3 separate regions of the Homo sapiens genome follow, and all the other regions are linked to region 3. Evidence: chromatin loops called from intact Hi-C (ENCODE). Cell type or tissue: PC-3. All regions are shown on one strand.

What was found. Peaks named below come from ENCODE experiments on the same cell type or tissue, not always from the same donor. Only the 100,000 strongest peaks of a DNase experiment are listed, where the experiment ranks them.
Region 1: a loop joins it to region 3, with 9 times the contacts of the local background. A loop is called at or near these places in 6 of 110 quality-filtered maps.
Region 2: a loop joins it to region 3, with 9 times the contacts of the local background. A loop is called at or near these places in 2 of 110 quality-filtered maps.

Annotation. Positions count from the first base shown.
Region 1 is chr10:4,350,370-4,358,369 of GRCh38, forward strand. No RefSeq gene overlaps it. Among named protein-coding and RNA genes, the nearest start is that of LINC00703, 30 kb to the right of the region's middle. RefSeq lists a silencer at 1,288-1,582 and an enhancer at 2,653-3,852. In PC-3, no CTCF peak of the experiment used is centred here; DNase peaks (open chromatin) are centred at 3,732 and 4,242; H3K4me3 peaks cover 803 bases; H3K27ac peaks cover 2,961 bases.
Region 2 is chr10:4,537,358-4,545,357 of GRCh38, forward strand. No RefSeq gene overlaps it. Among named protein-coding and RNA genes, the nearest start is that of LINC00705, 110 kb to the right of the region's middle. In PC-3, a CTCF peak has its summit at 4,020; a DNase peak (open chromatin) is centred at 4,124; H3K27ac peaks cover 1,938 bases.
Region 3 is chr10:4,277,575-4,285,574 of GRCh38, forward strand. No RefSeq gene overlaps it. Among named protein-coding and RNA genes, the nearest start is that of LINC00702, 38 kb to the left of the region's middle. In PC-3, no CTCF peak of the experiment used is centred here; DNase peaks (open chromatin) are centred at 3,147 and 3,537; H3K4me3 peaks cover 625 bases; H3K27ac peaks cover 3,347 bases.

The sequences.
Region 1 (8,000 bases), 73 kb after region 3:
CAAATTGTGGTTGAAAGAATATTTAGGTACAAATTTAGGACTTGAAAATTGTTTTAGTTTTGTCATTAGCTAAGTTGCATGGTCTTCGAAGACGAATTTCGCTTTTCTAGACTTTGTTTTTATCTGCAAAGGAAGGTTTGAAACAGGTGAACTTCAATTATTCATTTAGTTGTAAATATTCATGATATGTGATTGCTCAAGACTGCAATCAACTGTGAGAGGTGGTAACTCCCAGGGCTTTAGCTAGGGTATATCACAGATACTTCCCTGATTTCTAGTGCCAGACACCAGGTAACTACTCACTCATTTTCCATTCACTCCGGAAAAATGGCAGAACCATATTTCTTAGGGTTTCTTGCAGTTAAATGGTAATGTGACATATATCTACCCTATAAAATGAGAACTGAAGTGGCACTCGCCATTTTCAGGCATAAAACTCTGTCATGTACAATTCCCAATGCTATCTTCTTCTTCACCACCTTCATGCACAGGAGCATGGCAGCCTTGGAAGTGTTGAAGCTGGTGGAACCATAGGATGTAAGGACCCAGGTCTCTGAGTCACTTCCTTAAAAAGAGCCATCCATTGACTAGGAACACCAATTTCTGCACATTCTTTGAACGATAAATAGACCTCCATCACCTTGGAATGAGAAACAGACCTCATTTTTTTTCCGAGCCATTGTATAGTTGAATGGATGCTTGTCATAGCAACTGACATTACCCTGGCTATTGGATTCTACTTCCAAAAAACTGCATGGATTAGGCTTGACTCAATTAAAATGACTTCAAGTCAGTCAGCCAGATAACAAGATATATGGAAATCTACATATTTCACTCACACAATGCTAAATAACTTGTTTGGCAATTTTATCCTTGTTGGAGTTAATGGTTGAACCTGAAAATGGTTGATTTTCTTATTAGTTCCTGGTTTGGTTTCTCTATCTTAATCTTGTGTTTTGAGGCTGTCATGTAACTACCACATAAATTATCTCTGAACATACGTTTTTGTATCAGTTTGTTTTATTAACATATCCCCTTAGTTCACTATTCAGAAAGCTGTCCCTTGGCCTGTGTCTTAGAGACAGCCTGAGATTTGATTTGCATCCTTGCATTTTAGTGCCTTTGCACAGTCAGAGAAGAAATAAAATCAATTCAAGCTTTGGAGGTACAGAACATGCTACCCCAAAATATGCCACTTTGGCATAAGGATTCTTTTGGGCTAAAGACAATTGAGAATATGCTAATACAAGAAAATCTTTCAAACCCTTCCCATATGCCTAAGGCAGGGCATCATTTGTAAAGGTGTCTCCCTTTCTCTCTACCCAGAAGGACAGGAGTTAATCACCGAAAAAACTCTAGCCCCTTATCATCCTGTAGGGTCCACAGAAGTTGACCTAACAAACCTCACTCACTAGCCCTTGCCTTGTAGCCTCATATGTTTACTATCTCCCAGTTTGCTGCTCTGGAAACTAAATGTCCGTTTTCTTTCTCTTGCCATCACTGTAATAATTAATTGTTCTTTTGTTAAGATGCTATAGAAGCCCAAGTTCAAACCACCCAGTAGAGTGACTCATCACTGGGTTTTCTTATGTGTATGTAGGATGTGAGTGTTAGTAAACTCCTGATTGTTTTTGTCTTGTTAATCTATGTTTTATCAGTCTAGTTTGCAGGGTCTCAATCAGTGAACTTAAGATTGGCGTAAGAAAAATACATTTTTTCCTCTGCTACAATGTCTTCGGGAGGAGGCACATTATTCTGCCTACCACATACAGCTACCCTATAAGGCTGAGTGGTTGTTTCTAATTCATGTAGTCATCAATTTATCCACACAATAAATATTCACTAAGCACATGCTCTCTTTCAGGCACTGTGCAGACTCTGGGCTTAGAGAGCTGAGCAAGACAGTGGAGTCCCTCTGGAGACCCAGAGACAAGAGGAAAGCAAAGACCAGCTATGAAAGCACATCCAAAGGCCTGAGCATTCCCAGGGATGATCTGCAGAGGACCTGGACATGGTTGATGCAAATCTTGGTGGACACTATAGGATGTGTTAGGTTCAGGCCCACAGGACAGGATCAGAGTTCACAGCACAAAGACCCTGTTCTCTGCCAGGGTCTGAGCACTTTCAGGGAACACTTCCCAGAGTTTTCCACTCACAGAGCCTGGTGAGTAGCTTTGCTAAACATCAAGAAATCATCCTGGGGATTGAATTAAAAGGTTGGCAAGCCGAGAAGTCTTGGGATCCTCTGGACTAGGATACCCCTTTCAAGAGGGGAGATAAGTTATCAGGCTTTCAGGCTCTTGATAAATGTCTTACAGATGGGTGATTATGAAATGGCTGTGTTGTCACTTTACAGACCTGCGTTCCTGCCGAATGCACACAGACTTGGATCCTCTGAAAGTCTGTTGAGGTTAGCACTACCTCCCGCGTAGATGCTCTTTAACACAGTGTGACTATTGCAGGTCTTGCAGGTCGGCTGCCTCTGGGGAGGGGTAAAATGTGCTTCGTGCCAATCACTAAGTGGTGTTCAGGAGGAAAAGAGCTGGAGGAAAAGCAGAGGAAAGGACAAGTTATGATGGAGAAGCATTTTTCTTGGCAACAGCCCTTCCTTCCTCAGTGTGGCTGGTGCCTCCTCACCTTCTCACCTCCTCACCTTTCACAAAAGATTCTCAGCTCCCTTCTTCCTCTTATCTTTTCTTTTTTTCCCGCCGGCTGTTTAGAGTGAGAAAAATATCTGGAAGAGACAATGCTTTGATAAGAAATGATTAAATTCCACTGTGATTGGGGGCATCACGACCACTGCCGAGTTCCATATCTCAGAACACAATAGCCCAGCAGGGACATCCGCGTGGACTGCGTTGCCTCTGCCCAGCCATGGAGCAAAGGTCTCTCATTTCTCCTCTCACTTCAGACCTGCTGCAGCGCTCACACTGTCCTCCTATAATAATGCCAGAGAGAAAGAAAAGCCCTTCGACTCATGTCCCTGGCTAGGGCTGAGATTTCTAGGAGGAGGTAGGGAGGATCGGGGAAAGATATGAATTCTCTTTAGATAAGTGGCTGATTGAAAAATGTAAAAGGATGCTTCTCGGGTCTGGTACTTATGATATCACCAGCATCCATCTGTGTTTGTTAAGCATCTCTCCAACCACTGGGATGTTTGCAGGTTTATGTCATACTCTTCCAGGAAAATATTTAATACATGGACAAATTAGGAGCCAGTGTTAGAAACAAAAATAGATAAACTGTTAAATAAGGGTTGTGGTTCTCTCAGAAGGTGCTAGTAGGAGACTCTGCTTTTAATGTCTACTTCTATAAACAGATCCTAGTTGCTTTGCTGCTATACAAAAAGCAAACCTTTTATAATCCTGTTTTCAGTTTTTTCAATATTAGTATTCACTATGAAGTCTCATTTACTTTATCATTTACAGAGTGACACTTAATCACAAAATCTAGTCAGAGATTTCAAAGAAAACACGGGGAAAAACCCATCAATATGCTGATATATTAATGGTTTACTAGCTAGTTACTATAAATAAAACTCCAACATACGCTACCAACTATCCCTTTCTCTCACCTCTTGTTCCTCCTTCTTCTTCTTGATTTTCATTTTTGTTCCTGAATAGGCAAGGTTACACACAATTTATTTAAAGGACATTTACTCTCAACCTAACGTCTTCACTACCACCAGCCTGTAAAACACTGGCACCTGGACAACATAATATTTTCATTGCTGAGTCATTTCCTCTGGTAAATTTTATCTAAAAGGATAGAAAACAGCATAAACACCATAACTGGTAAAGGTGTAATTTCCAGATTCTGTGGACAATGTGAATCTACTTTGTTTACATTTTCTAATCAAAACAACCTGTAACCTCCAACAAAAGCATTGTGTTTAACAGGAGTTCTCAAATTCTTTAGGAGAAAGTACAGTGCAAACAAAGGGAATCTGGATTCTTTTAAATACAAAGCTGTCCATCACAGGGAAAGGTGCTTGAACCTGGAAAGTATATTTCAAATATAACACGAGTGACTGATTTAGAACTGAAAATGCATTTTCTGTGATTAGAATGGATGTATTATTTGAAGTATAAGCCCAGCTCTTGTGGACGAAACATAGCAGCACAGAACACAACCTGCCTGGGGACTGAGTCAGCTTTGCCGGGAGCATAAAACATTTAATGGCCCATAAAACTGACCTCAGCTTTTCTTTCTTTCACCAGAAATACAGGTGGAAATGAGCAGCTCTATGTTATGACAAATCAGTCGACGAGTATCTATTCTCCACCTCCTTGGTGTCTGGCGCTGTGTGAGGCACAGGCAGCGTAAGGGTGAATAAGGTACAAAGAACCCTGCTGTCACTGAGCTGTTAGCTGAGAAGGTAGAGAGGACATGAAGCCAATCATTACAAGGCATCCCAAAAGATAAATGAACAAGTGGCATGGAGTTGTGGCCACGCTTGTGGAGTATGAGCTCAGGCTATTCCCCTTCAAATACTGATTCAAGACGACAGGAGATGATCTTGAGCAGGATGCAGAAGTTTCTGAGCCTGAATTTCCCTAATTGTAAAATGGGAGAATTTCTAGTAGCTCCCTGAAAGCACTGAATGAGAAGTAAATGTATTAATACTTGTAAATTGTGCCCACAGTATGCCAGGCAGCTGATAGAATTCATATGCCTTAGTAAAGGTGATTTTTACAATATTTGTTCCTGTTTTGTACGCTTTACATTTAAGTCCCTGTTATGAATTGTACACTATCCAAGCAAAATGCATTTTTAAATTCTCACCAACATGCATACTTTCTCTGTCTAATGAAGTAATTTGTAAGATAATAGCGCTGTCTTTGTGTCCTATTACATTCTTATTCCAACTCTTTCATGATACAGGATGGAAAACAAAATAAAATGAAATCGTTTATTACCTCCACTTTCCAAGCAAGAACTGAACGTCAGGAAGAGCCCATCTCTTGGGTTACAATCCAACCCTTTTCTCAAGATGTTTTTCAGGGAACCCAAATTAAAACAGCAACTTTTTTCTCTTTTTTGTTAATGATTCATATTACACATTTATTCAAGGAACAAGAAGCAAAAATTCAAGGAATACCAGGTGGCATTCTATTTAAGTGAGTCAGCAATTATAACTAATATTTATTGGGAGTTTACTCAACGTCATTCACAATTCTTAAGAACCTTAAATGATTCCTTCTCTGATAAGGGCTACAAAGAAGTCAGATTCTGTATGTGTGTTGTGGCTTCTGACTATCTCAGTTCAGCTCTCAGTACATTCATCTGGGGAAAGTTTCCCAACAACCATTGAGGAAGATTTCATTACTATCCTCATTTTAGTGACCAGGCCATTGAAATGAAGTGAGGTCAGCACTATACTCCCCGTAACTGAGAGAGACCTCAAATCTAGGTTTTCAATTCCTATACCCTACAAACGTTTGAAGTATCAACTCTATGAACGTGGATCATGAAGAATTAAGTCCATTTTATTAACTTGACTTATATTTCACAATCGAAAAAGTGGCCACAGTTATTTTGGTGACTTTCTGTGTATCTGTGTGTGAGATGCCAAGTTCACCAAACACTAGAACTGCCTTAAACACTAACAGGAAGGCCAAAATAATTTGCCTCTCTTACTCTAGTTCACAAATTTTACCAAGCTAACCACTTAGTAAAAACAAGTTTCTAGTCTTTATTTTGATGTAGCTCTTTGAGTATGGGTTGGCTACATATTTGAGGACATGCAATTTTCTTTTTCATTGAATTAGACTGTCAATTCCAGTAAACTTTGCTTTGGGGATAAGAGGAGAGGTTAAATTCCATGTAAAGGAAATTAGATGGAACTGAGGAAACCCTTTAACTTGGAAACAGAAGAAACACTGCTACTACAATGAAAAAATAAACCATAGCTGAAAATGTATGCATGAAGGGATTATGAGTAAATCATATACATCTGTGTTTAACCAGAAGGAAAAAAGGTCAGCCTTGTACCATGTGTTCAAACCAACCATTTGTGGAAATTTCATTATTTTAATTTATTTTCAGTATTGGCTAAATGTGACAATGCATTTTATTTTGGGCTGTGTCTGAAAACACAAATTGGTTCAACTATATTTGTCTCAAAAATTGGCCGATTCCCCTCTGCATATCATCTTTTGGGCTCAAAATTATTGGAGGGAAATATGCAGTACATTATTCTCTTTCTTCAGTGACTCAACACTCTTCCATCCAGCAATAACCCTCATGGACTCTACTCTCACTTCTCATTGCCTTTATCTTGTTGGCTCAAAATACATATTTACATGGACTCTATTCATTCTCTAATTCATTAGATGTTGGCATTGCTTTCACAGAATTTGTTATTTTGTGGAGTACTTGGGCTTGGTATCCACCCTTGTTCTTGGGTCAGTGGATCCTCGACCATCTCTTTCATGGGCCACCATAATTAGTGATTGAGAAGCAAGGATTTGGACATTTTTTAATGATAAGTGGTTGGTCACTGGAGTTAACAAAAGTTGGGAAAAAGTTGAACAATCTTTTAGGTACATCAAAGCATTTACTGAAAACCAGCAATTCACATTTTTATGATGAAAGAAGAAACATGATTTTAGAAGTTGATGCACATAAAGGTGGAAGCTCTTGGCGTCACGGGAACTTTACAACGTTGGATTTTGGATAGAAAGTAGACATCAAGCTCAAGTAGAAAAGTAGACTTTTAAAGAAGAGGAAAACAGGCTGGGCATGGTGGCTCATGCCTGTAATCCAAGAACTTTGGGAGGCTGAGGTGGATGGATCACTTGAGGTCAGGAGTTTGAGACCAGCTTGGCCAACATGGTGAAAGCCCGTCTCTACTAAAGATACAAAAATTAGCTGGGCATGGTGGCAGGCGCCTGTAGTCCCAGCTACTCAGGAAGCTGAAGCAGGAGAATCACTTGAACTTGGGAAGCAGAGGTTGCAGAGAGCAGAGACTGTGCCACTTCACTCCAGCCTGGGTGACAGAGTGAGACTTCATCTCAAAAAAAAAAAAAAAAAAAAAGAAGTAGGAAAACATAGCTAGCAAGGACTAAAGAGGCTCAGTAGGGTATAACAGAAAATTTCCTGGATCTCACCGCCTGCCCTGGGGCTGTTTTTCCACCCATTTATTTCTAGATACTAATATGGACAACAATTTAGTGACCCCCCAAACTTAGCTGACTTATTAGCCTTCTTTATCCTAAAAGTGCAAGATATGAGCAAGGTATCTAGTATTCTACAGTATCCTATAGCATTGTGGGATAACTATAGTTAACAATAATATATTATATAGCTTCAGATCACTAGAAGGAGGATGCTAAATATTCCCAACACAGAGAAATGATAAATGTTTGAGATGATAGGCTGATTACTCTGATCACTATACATTGTATGTACGGAAACCTCACTATGTACCCCGTAAATATAGACAGTTTTGTGGTAACTAGAAAAATAAAATAAAAAGAAGGAAGAGATAAACTAGCAAAGACAAGTGGAGGCAAAGCCACACCGAGCCTGTGGCCCTCTCCAGGCAGCACATCCTCCCATGAAGAGCAGGCACCTGCCCTGCCTGCTTCAGGGCTGTGCATGTTTCCCACACACCACTTTCTTCTTCCCAGCACCATATTCTCACTTAAGACTTAATCTGATATATAAGCTAAGCTTTCACCAGTTCTGAGACATGTTTCTTAGTGTGGTTTCATGCTCAAAAAATTTGAAGGAGAAATTGTAAGGGCCAACTTGGCCAAAGGCAAGAAATAACATCTCAAGGTGATGAAAGGAGATATTTACTTAGAAAGCTATCCATTTCTTAATAAGTAAGATTTCATCACTTTCCAAAATGCATGGGTCTCAGGATTTTAAAAAAATACACTCCACTTTTTTTTGTATTTTCAGGCATGGGAACTAGTGTATTATTTTATATATCACTATACTGTAATACAGTTGTGAAAATATAGCTTGTTGAATGAGGAAAACAGGTAATT
Region 2 (8,000 bases), 260 kb after region 3:
AGCCCTAGTCTCAGGACCACTGCATTAGGTAGAAGAAAAGAAAGTTGAGGTGATGTGGGAAATAATTGTATAATCATGCCAACATTTTTCCCACCCCCTCTTCCCAAGATCACCCACAGAGTTGGAGGGATCTATCTAGTAGGAACCTTCCCTTCCAAACACTTCATGTTGAGTGTGAACACACACACAAGAAGGCATGTAAGCTAGCCCTGCATCTCCTTCTGACAACTTCACTCGTGACACCAACTACAGAGTTAAGGAGTTTCCAAGAGGACTCTCACTTCTGACACCAATTGAAAAATGTGGGAGTCCCAAGACCATCTCACATCTCACAAAATTTGTAAATTTGGGGTCCTCAAGACCACCCTTGGAGTTGAATAATTTCCTAGAAAGATTCACAGAACTCCCTGAAAGCAGTTACATTCATGGTTATTATGTATTATAGCCAAGTGATCCAGATTAAAATAAGCCAAGGAGAGAAGTTCATGGGACATACTCCCAGAATATCACCGGTTCTTGTCATTGGGATTGCCTCAACGAAAGATTTTTAAACTTTACTAATACACTGGGCTCTCTTCCTCAGGTGAGAGAAAGTTTGAAGCTGGTACCTGAATTTCCTACTTAAAGCATCTATGAGAAAGAGTAAAGCCAGATGCTTTGTAATAAGTGTCATGAGAGTAGATGGAAATAGCCCAATACAGTATGCAGACAAACCAAAGGGCACGTGTTAAGACATTTAACACTTGTAGTTGTGACATTTCAGGATACAGAGAGTATTTATGGAAGATACCATGACATTCAGATGAGGAATTAAGAGCTGTATCCTTGAGTGAGAAGATACTGCTGTGAGGTCGTGAGTCAGTCTCAGCTAGACAGTCTCATAACATCCTTACTAGCTAATAAGGTGAAGCACAGATGTTACTGCCACAGCTGTTGATTTAATTTGTCTCAATGTCTTTAATCCATTTGATGATCGGTGAGTAAGGAGGGAATTCACTGACTCCCAGTGAAGTAACAATCATGCACGTATTCATTGGTAGTTTAAGGTTGGGGCTGGAGAAGGAGTCAGTGGGGAAAGAATAGATTGAAAACCCTTCCTAGCAATTATTGACTCAGAAAGTCATAGGGCCTGGAGGGACTCCTACCATGGCACCAGGAGGCCAAGACTCCACCTATAGACCTTCATCCAGGTGCCTCAACTTTCAAACCAGCATGACATAGCAATTTATCCAGTATAAGATTATGTCTGGGCCGAGCGCAGTGCCTCACGCCTGTAATCCCAGCACTTTGGGAGGCCGAGGCGGGTGGATCACGAGGTCAGGAGATCGAGACCATCCTGGCTAACACGGTGAAACTCCATCTCAATTAAAAATACAAAAAATTAGCTGGGGGCGGTGGCGGATGCCTGTAGTCCCAGGTACTCTGGAGGCTGAGGCAGGAGAATGGCGTGAACACAGGACGGGGAGCTTGCAGTGAGCAGAGATCATGCCACTGCACTCTGGCCTGGGCGAAAGAGTGAGACTCTGTCTCAAAAAAAAAAAAAAAATTATATCTGCAGGCACCTTGAAAAACTAGATGGATTTCCCTAACTGTGGAAGACCTCAGCATTGAAAGCAAAATATGAAATGGTTTTTAGCATAGGGCATTAATAAGTCTTTCCAGTTTCATTACTGAATCGAAACAATTTGGACTTGCCTGACACAGACAGACTCAATGTGTCCAGATAAGCAGAGGATAATGGTATCTCAGCACCTATCTACTCAATCATGTCTGACATTCACTTTTGCTTAAGCTCAGTTTTCCATGAAGTGCAATATCCTTTTACCTCATTTAATTTCAGCTCAGATCTTGTTTGTTGTTTTTTTTCTAATAATAAAGGCCATATAGGAGACAGACAAAGAAAAGAAAAGAGAAAGGATTTATTAGTCAGCTACAGTCATAATAATGTACAAAAAAATCCCCACAAAATTGGCTTATAACAATAAGCATATGTTTTTATATTGTGGGTCTTCAAGTAGAGCACTATTTGATCCAGCTCATGCCTGACTGGACAACTCTTGTCTGAGCTGCTGGTTCAAGGACTGGCTGCAAGCTATGGACCTGATTCAGATCTGCTCCACGTATGCTTGTGGTGCATTAGGACCGAAGGTGGTGTAGGACCGAAGGTGGTGTAGTATCCAATTAGGCATTTTCTTCCCATGGCACACCATCAGAGCACAAGAGCCAAGCCATACCATGCAAACGCATGTACATCCTCTGCTTATACCACATCTCCTAACGCTGCATTGGCCAAGGTAAGTTACATGGTTACACACAACAGTGGTTTGGAGAGGTATACTCTGCCCAGAGTGGAAGGTGCCAGGAATGAATATTAGCTGCACAATAACCGAAATTATCACCAAGGAAAAATGAGAGTGGAAAAACATTAAATACTCATCTTAAGTAGGTCCCGAAGCTGGCAATCAATAACAGAAAAGCAATGTCCTACCTCATTCCTTGGAAGAGATAGGAGCATGTTCATCGTTAGCTGCTAATAAAATTCTTTTGATAAAAGGAAGTACCTTTATGCCGTTTCAGGTATTATAAGATTTAAAAAGTGGAAAATCCAGTTATATTTGTTTTATCAATAGGCTTGGGGCCTCTGTGAGTTTCAAGTGGTGGTTTACATTGAGAAATGTATGATTTGATTTTATATTATCAGAAACTGATAGGATTCTATAATTTTAGAAGATGCCCAGCTACCAAAAAAAAAGTCTTATTTCATTTAGTGCGGTTGGGTTCATCTTTCCAAATTGTACAACACCTTCCGAGACTACCATAGGTCCTAACATAGATTTCTTCCCCATTCAAATTTCATTTATTCCTCATCCTCCTGTCAAATGTCATTGGCATTAGTATTTTTATATTTAAATTAGGTATTTATGAATAAGAAAGCACCATATACTCATAGTAAAGTGTTAGAAAATGTGGCATACATAAAGAAAAAATATTAGGTCATGTAATTAGTGATTTGCCACTTGTGTTTTGCTATGTTCATTTCTAGTTTTAGTTATATAGACACATACACAAACACACACACAAGCACACAATTTTTCAAAGCTTCTTGGCCCTCAGTTGGCTATTCAGCCAAAAAAATCATTTATTTCTTAAATTCTGGAATATTTTCAAGCATGTTTTTTCTTTCAATATGACTGCTTGCCCATTGTATCTATTTTCTCCTTCTGGATCTCCTAAAAGATATATATTGGGTCTTTTTGATTTTTTTCCCATGTTTCTCTAATTTCTTGTTCATTATTTCTGTTTGTTGTGCCAAAATGACTCTTTATGGCACTCATTGAAGTTTGTATTTTTGTGGTGTTACTTTAAGATTTCAAGCTGTTTTTTTTTTTTTTTTTTTGATGGAGTCTCGCTCTGTCACCAGGCTGGAACACAGTGGCACAGTCTCAGCTCACTGCAACCTCTGCCTCCCAAGTTCAAACAATTCTCCTACCTCAGCCTCCTGAGTAGCTGTGACTACAGGTGTGTGCCACCATGCCCAGCTAATTTTTGTATTTTTAGTAAATACGGGGTTTCACCATGTTGGCCAGGATGGTCTCTATCTCTTGACTTTGTGATCCACCCGCCTCAGCCTCCAAAAGTGCTGGGATTATAGGTGTGAGCCACCGTGCCAGCTCCCAGCTGGTATTTTTGTATATAGCTGTTGTTGTATTCATGGTTACTATTCTTTCCTTTACATCTTCGGATACTATGACTATTCTTGACTTAAAATCATTTTCACATTTTTCCATTGTTTCCATTCAGATATATATTCTGTACTGTTTTGGACTGTGTACTTTATTATATTAAACTCGCTAAGATATTTTATAATTTTTATTTTATGACACATATAACAGCAAAGTGTTCCCCTCCCAATGTGCTCAATTTTATTTAGGGTGATTTTAGAAGGGCCAAACTTTGCCCTCTGCAGTGCTGGTCTCTAGTCAAATTGTACCACAGAGGCTCCTCCTAGCTCTTACTCTGGGCAGTTACAGCAATATCAGATGTTCCCTGGGATCTGGAATTTCCTGGTACATTCATAGTTCCCAGTGAGTCACACCTCTCTGTATCCTTGCCCTTCTGCATTCCCTTCCAAAACTGACACAGCCCTGGCATTTGCTTTGGCAACAGGATATTAGCAAATGTGACACAAGCAGGCATTTGAAATGTGCTTGTGGATTGGGGCATGTTTTCCCTCTTGCTGCTCTTGAGCCTGACCATCATGACATGAAGCCAGCCCCAGCCTGCTGGAGACATGTAGCCCAGCAGACCAACAGCACCTTTATTAGACACAAAAATGTGGACCCCGGGTCATTCAGGCCCAGCTGGGCATCTGTAGCCAGCTGAGAGGCAACGGTGAGACCAGAGAGATCTCTACCTGAGCCTACTTCCAGCTGTCAGACACTAGGGTGTTGCTTTAAGCCACGAAGTTTGGAGTGGCTTTTAATTTGGTAACAGATAAGTGAAACACAGCTCTAACTTTGATGCCTTTATCACTCTCAGAAGCTGCCCATGGCCCTGTTAGTTCAGCCCTATTCAATGTTGATGTTCCTCTCCTGGATTCTGCTCCATGTAAGTCTTCCATTTTGAGATCTGCAGCCATCACAACAACAGGCATGCACGTGTGCTGTGTGTGTGCCTATGTATATAGGTGTGAGCATGCAGGTGTGAGCATGCAGGTGTGTGTATGCAGGTGTGAGCATGCAGGTGTGGATATTTGCTGTGGAGAAGAGCAGTTGCAGGTAGAGTTCACCTGACATCTTGACCCAGAAATAATTTCACATGTCTAAAACGAAAAAACATTATGCTCCACACAAAGTTTTTAACCCTGGTTTTTATTGTCACTTAGCATAGGTAATACAATTTGCCCCAAAGAATTGAATAGTATTAACATGGAAAGTATAATTTTCAACTTCTAGCTAATTACTTGATATGGATTAACATCTCCTTTTATTTATTATTTCTCTGTTATTGAAAGTCAAGTTTGTCTCCAAGCTTTCCTTATTAAGAACTGCCATCTGTGGGACATCTCTTTACATACACAGAGGTGCATTTGGGAAGCATTTTTTACCTTATTGACGTTAAATACTTGTTCACAGGGGTTTTCTCATGTTCCCTCCCCACCTCTGTACTCTAATGCCCTAATATTACCATAATGCCCAAAGTCACTTAGCCTTGAAAATCCCCAACTACAACTGATTTCAACACTTGATGCTTAGCATTGACTTATTTAGTCATCTTATTAATCGTCATCACTAATTTGTATACAATAAATCTTACCTGTCATATTAGAGTACAAACTTAGTGAGGGCATTGATAACGTCGTTTATACTTTCCATATTCCTTATAGTCCTTGAAGCAGCTGTATACTAACTACCAACTGTTTAACAAATATGTCATGTATCCTCTGCTTTGCACACCACTCTGGGGGGAAGAGTATTTCTCTGACTTTCATCCACTTGTCCTGCAGGTCTCCCTCACATTTTCCTACAAAGTGTTATTTGAATCCTTCAGAGATATTTTATGTTACAGATATGTTATGAGATTACAATGTAAACTACAAGCAACTTCCTCATAAGCCTTGCAATTATAGTCTTACATATTTCCTCATTTTATTCTTCTCAATTTAATGTTTAAAGCCATGCATTAACCCATGGCTTCCAAAGCATGCTCTTTGGGGGAAAATAAAATCTCGGTTTATTTATAGTTACTTACAAACTTTTCTACCATGAGTTAACTACATTTTTTTGGATTATAATAAATTTTACATAAAATATTTCAGAGAATTTAAATAAAAACATACACACTAAGCTTTGAGTAATGTATATATAATATATAAATCATAAAGAATAATATCTATAATACCATTTGTTAAGTACTTTGCCTATTAATAACATGGTAAAATTCCTATATCGTTCCTCATTATTTCAGATAAATTTGCTTTTTCTTCCTTCTTTCCCAGTCCTCCCAACTTGATCAATATTTGTAATGAAATTTAGGAATAATATCATTTATTACCAATTGGAATAATAAGCATATTTTAAAATAACATTTTCATATGCCTCATAGAAAGCATTCAGTGAAAAGTTAAATTAAACAGACATTTTGTCTTTCTTTCTTTCTAGGGAAACAGATCCCCTGAGTACTAATCCATGCAAGAAAACAAATGGAAGTAAATGTGGAAATCAAAGGGATAACTCAAGTTAAATCACCCATCCACATTTTCACTAACTATACAAACTGATGAGGTTATGCATTTAGCTAATATGCATGTAGCTAGCTACTTCTGATCAAGTTAATTTACCTGACAATCTCTTTTGTTATATTATTAAATCATGCTCACTTGCTGTGGCATAGTCTCTCCTAGTTACCACTACTTTTTTTTTATATCCCATGTATAAATATTACATTTTAATAAAAAACGCATGTCAAGAAACAAGCTCAATTCAGAGGCAACTGGGATTATCAGGAGATACAGTCATAAGTATGTTCCTGGTAACAAATCTAGTAAGGATTTTCAATCAAATCTGGCTTCTTCTACCACAGACACCTTTATTTACACAATATCTTAATTTATTACTTCAATTTACTTGCTGGTCTGTTTTATTTGTAGGCTTAGTCTAATTTTAACACTGTCAAGAATAATTCACAGAGTATCAGGTGAGTCTGCTTAGAAGAGGGAACCTACGTTAATCTTTTCTGACATTAATAGAATTGGACCTTATTAATTCTGACATGATTTATTTCATATCGTGTAAATACTAAATGCAAGCATCATGTTCTCATTGAAACAAGTGTTTTACATGCTTCATATACTGCAATTTGCAACATGAATTGAAAATGAGCCTTGAAAACCATTTGAAATGACTTAATTCTTGTCAAACTTAGAAAGATTATTACTGCCAAATGGGAAACACGAAATGCTGACAAACAGTGCTCCAGGACGTCACTGGGAAGAAAGAGAGCAAAGGCATGCACAGCCTGCGGGGCTTGCCAATATCACTCAGGCAGATATTCTTCTTACGTTAACAAAAATTATTCCCAATAGAGATACACCTGCTTAATGCATATTTATTTTTTTATTTTATGTACGGAGAACTGAAGTTCCAATACAATCATGTTTGAGTTTTGTTGTTGCTTTGTTTTGTTTTTGTTTTTTCATCAGGGAAGATATTCTCGAGTATAATTGTCAGGGACGATGCAACTTGGGTGTGCCTGGAGCGGGTAAGAAAAATGATGCAGGGACATGGATGAACCTGGAAACCATCATTCTCAGCAAACTAAAACAGGAACAGAAACACCAAACACCGCATGTTGTCACTCATAAGTGGGAGTTGAACAATGAGAACACATGGACACAAGGAGGGGAACGTCACACACCAGGGTCTGTCGGGGGGGCGTGGGGGGTGAAAGGAGGGACAGCATTAGGACAAATACCTAATGGATGCAGGGTTTAAAACCTAGATAATGGGTTGGTGGGTGCTCCAAATCTCCGTGGCACATGTATACCTATGTAACAAAACTGCACATTCTGCACATGTATCCCAGAACTTAAAGTACAATTTTTTTAAAAAGAGAATTAATTTAAAAAAAAAAAGAGAAGAAAATGAACCCACCTAATGCCTCTACTTCTGTTTACCTGAGTTGCAGTGTGTGTGTCCTATCATTTGTTAACTCATGAAAAAGTTAAGCTACGTTTTAGATTGTTTGCCTAGGTTTCTCATAATTTAGGTGAGCTTTTTAAAGAAATAGCCGAAAAGATTGGGGGAAAATTATTATTGCTCTTACTGTTAAACGGCAAAGCCAGATTTTAACTTCTCTTTTTACTAAGTTGGGCTGATGTCATCGGTCGGTTAGCCAGATGATTTAGGACAAACAGTTGGTTGACAGTCCGTTGGATAATTTTTAAAGCATGAGAATGCTAGGATTGCATTTTTAGGGGCCATGGTGTATCTACATCTAAG
Region 3 (8,000 bases):
GGTTTCATGAATAGATTTAAGGAGTCTCAAAACTGCTTTGAGATTGTGTCAAAAATGCATAAAAGAAAATATGCATATATTTAGTGGCATTTAACTTGCCTAAAATTAATAGCCACTAGCATAGAGACTTCATATTTAAATATGCTGTGTTAGAAAGGGATTTAAATGCACAAACGAATCTCCTGTCTAAAGGTATATTACCAATTATCTAGACTGTCTCTTTCTTTCTTGAATATTGTTTCTTTCTTTCTTGAATATTCCATTTGTTAACAAATGAGGACCCTTCATAAATATGACTTGATTTAGATAAATATGTAGATAGACGTTTAGAAAGAAAATTAACTACATTAACTACATGTTCTTCTTCAGTTGTTGTAAGAAATAGGCTTATTAAAAAAGAGATTACTGAAAATAAACATATCTTTATATTCTATGAGCATGTGTTTAATAGATTCTTTTCTTCATTACTAAGAACAACTAAGAGATTATAAAAGGAATCAAAAGCCCCAGAAAGACTGGAAAAGAGAAATGCAAGACAGTTAACTTGTAACAAACTGCCTTTTAATGAGGCAATTCTGCAAATACTTTAATAATAATAATAATGGCAATAATAGTTATTTGGATTTTCAGTCTGTTGTTTCTTTCTATCAAGGGTATAAAGCATTTCGACATAATGAGATAATATTCATGACAAGGGAGTAGTCATAGCCGTAAATGTCCACAGCACTTAAACACTGATGAGGAGCTTTGACATCTCATGACTGGCAAAACCCTTTCTTCTAAGTGCTTCTCAAGGCAGCCGCGCTATCAGGCACAGCTGGGAAATGGGGGTGGCAAGGATCCTGAGAAAAGCAGTGGGATTTTTCACTGGGGATAAGCCATTGTGGTAGCTGGCTATGAGGCTGGGGAGCTCTTACTATAATCCACTCTTTAATGCACAAAATCTAAAAGTTTACTGACCAGCTGTTCAATGAGACAGGGTGGGTGTTCTGAAATACTCAGTGTTTCATGGCTCTGTGTATCTCTTGCCATACTCAGAGGTTCTCAGATGAGTTTCAGAGGCCTTCCTCTCATCTGTTTGTGGCTCCATTGAGCAACTCACTGGTCTCTCCAGTACATCTATCCTCCAAATTCTATCTCTAGTGATATTTCTAAAACACAAATTGGATCTTTCATGAGTTAACAATCATCAGTGGCTTTCATTTGCTTTCAGGGTGAAGCTCAATGCCCTACACGATTCTGCTCCTACCCAGCTTTCTAGATAGTGGTGTTGAGGGCCCGGTTCTGGGGCCAGGAGGATTTGGGTTCAGCTGTACTAACAGTGCTGGAACCTTGAGGATCTTTACATCTTTATGCCTCAATGTTGTCACTTAAAAAAATGAGATAAAATAAATCCTACTTTGTTGATTTGCTCTGAGAATTAAAAGAGAAATCAGAGGCTTAAGGGTCTGGGCTATTAACTTAAAATGTGTGATTTAGATTGGCCTCCAGAAGAGTTTCAGGGAAACCTGCTATAACTGGTGCTAAGACAATCTGTCTTCATAGAGTGTTGAGCTGATGGATGGGGCTGGAGGCACTCATCTCCTGGACGTAGACCTGAAACATCGAGGCTTAGATTCCGGCCCCAGTCATGGCAGAAAGGAGGCCAGGATTCCCTCAGAAGATGCACTCTGGGGATTAGGGTAGGATATTGAGGTTCTGTTACGACCCACTGCTGGAATAGCAGTTCCTGAGTATTTAAGAGGAAAAGCTGGTTTTTCCCCATCATTCATCCTGAGTGCCCAGGACCATGGCGCCAGGACACCTGCTGTCCTGAGGATAAAGCAGAACCACACTCCGTGAACCTCCCCTAATAAGCACCGTTCTGGAAGGTCGTGTGGGAGTGAAGGGAAAAACTTCCCCTTAACCCTCTGAGCGTTCACTGAAAAATCACAGACAACAGGGTGCATTCACAGGAGAAAAGGCACACAAACTTATTTGATCACAGTTGTATGTGATACGAGAGCTTTAAGAATGAAGTCCCCAAGATACAGGGGGGATAGACTATTTTTATGTTTAGGTTCAACAAACTACGAATGTGAGAGAAAGCTAACATAGCCAACTTCATGTTGCTTCTAACTTCACAAGCTAACTGCCAGTGCTCATTCCTTTATGCAGGCCAAGCTAAGTATGGGAGGAATTTAGTTTACAGTTAAACTTTCAGGCAAGGATAATAGTAGTCCCTTGCCAAAATTAACTCGAGGACATAAACAGGGTGTACACACAAGTGGCAATGTTTGGTTGACAATGTATAGGAGCACTGTGACCTGGCCAAGGACAAAGAGGTTTTGCAACCTCCTCAAACTCCTGCTGATGTCCAGATGTCTGTGTCAGCAGTCACCTCCTGACCTAAATCCACTTCTTGTTCCCCTTCCCCAGTAGAAAAACAAGCTTGAGATTCAGGCCTTTTAAGATGGTTCTTCTTTAGGACATTAGTGTGCAATCTTCTCAGTTTGCTGACTTTCCAAAATCATGTCAGTTTCCTTGCCTCAACTCCTTGTTTCTTTAACATATTGCCTGTTCATGTGCTGAGTAGTACGAGCTTTGGACTCAGTGTCACGGACAGCCATGTAGAAATATAATTGAAAAAAGGGGCCTGATCTAATGCTGATGGATGCAGTAGAGAAACCCAGTGAGCCCTGTCTATCTAGGTCATTCACGGACTCTCTGAGCATGCATTTCTTTCTCCTGGGTGTGGGGCAGGAGTCTCTCTGGAAATGGGGTTCTCATGACCTATAATCAAACAGGGTAGGTCAGACAATTTCTTTATGGTCAGGTTTTACACAGAAATGCAGGGAGTAGGGGGTGGGAGTTAGAATAATATTTTAAGGTTTTATGGCTGGCTTTGGGGAAAAGGGATTCTAGTTTCCATGACTCACCTTGAGGAAAGGGATTCTAGTGTCTGTGGCCAGCCTCTGGGGAGAATGGGGCTGAGAGACAGGGGGGCCGGAGGTCAGAGGAAAAATGTTTGCTTCTGAGGCCTTCATTTTGGGGTATTATTTTCTAAGTCCCAACAGTCTGGTGTGTATTCTGTCAATATTCACCCTCCTTTGCTTGTGACGCTGGCATGCAATAGTACTAAGTAAATAGTCCCATATTTTAAAACAATAACACATTTGATTGCATGACTCATCCTAAATTGGATTGCAGATTCCAGCTCTATTTCCTGACCTGAAACTCTGGCCTTTGCATGTGCTCCTTCTGACGGGACACCCTGTCTTCACCCATTAACCCATCTCACTCCAGTGGCCCTCCAGGACCCAGGAGGATGAGGAACAACTCCCTCCCAACACCTGCGCCCCCACCCAGACTGACCACGAAGCCCCAACACTTGGCTCTGCTGTGGTGCTCACCCCCGTCTATGCCCATGGATATTGTAGGGGAGGAAAAGACTCATTTTCTCTCCACCCTCCTCGCTTGGGCCCTGTAAATGAGACTGACAGAAGAGAGATTAACAAGATTAGCAAGGGTAAAGCAAACAAGTTTATTGGCCAGTGCATCCTGCATGCATGCAGGTTAACTCAGGAATGAGGAACTCTGAGGGGTGGTTAGAACTTGGGCTTCTGGAGCATCTTAGACACAGACCAATAGGCTTTTCAGAAAAAGTGACAAGACAAAGGAAAAGGGCTTTGAGATTCAGGGGAGGGAAATTGCATATATGTAAATATTTAAGCAAGTCGATGGAAGACAAGGGCTAGTGAGTAAGGTTTGTTGGGTAGATTCCTGTGGCTCCTCCCAGCTGATAAAGGTCTAGAATAATCTCAGGTAACTGACTCCTTAACCTCCTGGTTTGGAGGACGGGAGTCACCTTTACAAACGCAAGTCCTGCCTTAGCAAATATCAGGAAGGCAGAGGGCTTTTCTAGTGTCTGTTTCTTCTTAAGCATCTTCAGCTCAAAATAACCCTTCTGTCAAAGCAGCACATTTGGGCGGTGAGTCCTGCTGGCTGCCACTCTCCTTGGCTCTTCCCCCCATCTCACTGTGCACTCCTCCTGCTCAGGAGGGTTCCGCCTCTCAGGGGCTCCACTCATCACTGGGGAATTCAAGGACAGGAGCACTTCCTACCACAATTGGTCCTTCTTTTGTCTTTAACTTCACTTCCGCTCCTGGGCTTTTCCTATCCTTCAGTTTGCCTCCTCTGTTTTCTTTGAAATTGTTCTCTTTCTTCTCTTCCCTTTAGCTGTAGTTTTCCCTTAGGATTCCTTCCCTGCCTGTCTTCTCTTCTATTTCTACCAAGTGATTGCTTCCCCTCCCGTGTTTTTAACTCTACCGGGAATCTACCTCTTTCTTGAGCTTTGGAGCAGTGAATCCTACCAGAGATAGTCCTAGCATCCAAGCAGAGCTCACTGTCATTCCAAAGTCCCACAGAGCGCTCCTCCTCCTTTAAGAGGAAGCCCAGGACCCCCAAGTCCACATTCCATTGTTGGTTTGCATTCCTCCCCCTGCCTCTTTCCATCCTTCCCAATAATATTCACATTTCCCTTAATTCTGACTCCGTGTTTTCATCAACTGCCTTTCTGTTCTCCGGCCTTACTATGTCTGTTCGGCTTCTCCTCATAGGTGATCCGACTCACCTCGACACTCACAGGTTGGCTCTTCCTGTCTAAAATGTTACCCTGTTTTGATTTATTGCTCTGTTAGGTTTATTATTTCTGCAAGCAGTGTGTTCTTTTTTAAATGTACATTTTATGTTTTTATTCCCTTACTTAACACCCTGCCCTGCCTCCCACAGTCCTGATGGTGAAACCTCCCTATGTCAGGGCGTCAGGCGTTGGGCTGACCCTGACCCTTCTGCCATCTCCCTTAAGCTCTACCCTTGGTCTAGACCAAATGAACGTCATAGCATCTCCCCCACTTTCCTGGCCCTAAGTTGCAAATTTATCCTGTAGGAATGCATGTCCTCCTTCCTTAGGGAACACTCTTCCTTCAGAAATATTATTTCCAGTTTTAACTGGATCTTCAGGATGCGGCAGGTGTTAACTTTTGCAGAGGCAGAACCCGTGACCACATCTGGCTCAGGGATCTGGGGACCCAATGTGCCTGCAAGCAGAGACAACAGGCCAGCAGCCTGAGGAGAAACAGGCAACAGTGGCTCTTTATGGCTGCACCTTGTTTTAGGGGTCTTTTTCTATCATGGGTAAGTGCACAGGCCAGCGAGCAGTGGGCACGATCAACAAGATTTTCAAGATGCAAGTGTATGAGGCAATGGATGCCCCATTTACCCTGATGTGAATGTTCCACCTTGCATGCCTGTATCAAAACTCTGGTGTGGCTATTCTACATTGCATGCCTATATCAAAACACCTTGTTTATCCCATAAATGTATACACCTTCTATGTACCCACAAAAATTAAAAATTAAAAAAAATAAAAGATCCATCATCTCAAACAAACACACAACAACAAAAAAGGCAACTGCAGCTCCTTGAGGGCCAAAGGCGGGGCCCTTCTGCTCGAGGGACCCAATTTCCCTTGATAAAGCGCACACACTTTGTAATAATAGAAGACAGCATTCACCATGTATCACAATGATGCTGTCCAGTGGCTTTCAGTTTTCTATGGCAAATCTACAATTTTTTTTATTAGTGTCTAGAGAAGCAAGTAAATATTAACTACTATTTTAACATTATTGGATGCACTAGACCTCATGGAAGCACCAAAGATTTCACGTTAGATGTAGACTTTAGTATAAAGAATAAGACTTCTTTAAAGTACTATCCAAGGGAGTTTAATTACTAAACTCCCTTTTAATTACTAAACCCTTTGAAAAAGAAAAAGACCATCACCAGAGGTTCCAATGAGAGTCCAAGTGGTGTTAGAGTGCAGTTCCACTGGGACATTTCTGAGCAGTTTGAAGAGAAGATAAAACTTCAGTGCTACATTTTATGACCCTGTTGCCTTTCACTAAAATGAAGGCATTACTATATTACAGGTATACTTAGGCCTTGAACTACATACAAAGGATTTTTACTGTATTTTAATTTAAACATTGCTAAAACTACAAACAACATTATAAACAGAGAAGTCTATAAGGTTGTACAAAAACAGAATGCGGGTGTAAAATACCCTTTGTTTAAAACCTCAGATTGGTCAAAATCTCTTTTTGATGTTTTCATATTCTCAGATTTGGGGTATGGAAGACTCCATGTCCTACACTAGCTGTGTACAACTTGGAAATATTAATTACAGTTCAGACTTTTTTCTTTTACTTTAATGGAAGCCTTATGTATGTGAGATTTTCCAAAAATGTGAGACTCTCCCTGTCTTCCCTTCCCCTTCCTCTCATCCCTTTTGGAATCCATGCAAAAACACTTCTAAGTACAGAATGTCCTTTTCTTTAGCACAGTCAATTTTTCCTAATGACCATTTATATAAACCTTGGTAATGTTGAGAACAGAGAATTCCTGCAGTATTATAAATAGCTTGTGAGAACTCTGCCCTCGACCCGATTGCACCGAGGGAGTAAGTGTTTCTAATTACTGCATGCAGCTGGTGACCTACAACCAGCACACCCTAGCTTGGCCATTCAGGTTCCACGCAGCTGGTCAGCAGCCACAGCCTGTGTCACACACAGATCCTAGCCCCAGTGACACACCATTGATGGGGGAAGCCCAGATTTTCCAGTAGGAAAAGTGGTGTTCACCAAATAAATGAATTAACCAGGGTAAAAATGTCCACAAGAAAAGCCCCATTCATCACCACGTTAGGATACAGAAATGAGAAAGTATCCCTGTAAAGTTGTCTTTCTAAAACCACATTTGCACAAAGCACTAGTGTATTTTCATTGGGCTGTGAATTCCTTAATTCTTTAGTATTGGGCAACGATGCAGAAATGTCCCCCAGGGTAACAAAATATGTTACCAATTCTCAAATTACAAGCTCAAAATAAACGTACATTTTCTAAAAATCTTGATAGTTCTTTCTGTTTCACTGCTTTCTCTTTCTCATCAGAATTGAGTCCACCACAGATACAACACTGTCAGGCCTTAGCATTCCCATTCCATTCTCCACAGCATCTTATCACCACACCTACCAGTTAGTGATACGTATTCGCTTTGTAAGCAAACACGGGCATCTGAAAAACTCCTACTGCCTTGATGTGAGCGACTGAATATCAATGATCTTGCCACTAACATAATAACAAGCAGGTTATTCTAGGCCTAACGATTCTGCCAGTTAGTCCTTTGCCATGATGAACTGGTGGTGTAGTTCCATTGTACATAGTCAGGGAGCTATTCACATTTTCAGGTTTAAACATATATTAATATAAACTTAGTTCTAGGTTGAATCATTACCATTAACTTATTGTGACACATGTACTTTGCTTTTTTGTTGTTCTTGTTTGTTTGTTTTTGTTTTGTTTTGTTTTGAGACAGAGTTTCGCTCTGTCGCCCAGGCTGGAGCGCAGTGGTACAATCTTGGCTCACTGCAACCTCCGTCTCTCAGGTTCAAATGATTTTCCTGCCTCAGCCTCCCGAATAGGTGGGACTACAGGCACGCACCACCATGTCCAGCTAATGTTTGTACTTTTAGTAGAGGCGGGGATTCACCGTGTTGGTCAGGCTGCTCTTGAACTCCTGACCTCAAATAATCCACCCATCTCGGCCTCCCAAAGTGCTGGGATTACAGGAGAGAACCACTGTGCTGGGTGACATATGTGCTTTGAATGTCTGTTAATAAACATCCTGGACTCTCACATGCTGTCTTTGTGACTACAAAGGAGAGAAGAGCTTTGAGATGCTAACCACACATTATGTGGTTTTTGTGATGAGCACAGCGTTGTGGCAGCAGAATTGTGTTCAGTGTTGGGCAGAACCGTGCCGACCATCAGCCCCAGCTCAGTCAGTGCTGCCACCTGTGATTTGCACACACTATAAGGCAGTGACAATTTTCTCAAATCAGTAAAATAATTTCATCCTTAAATTTAATCCAGAAGAGCACAGGTCTCTCAGCACATTTGAAG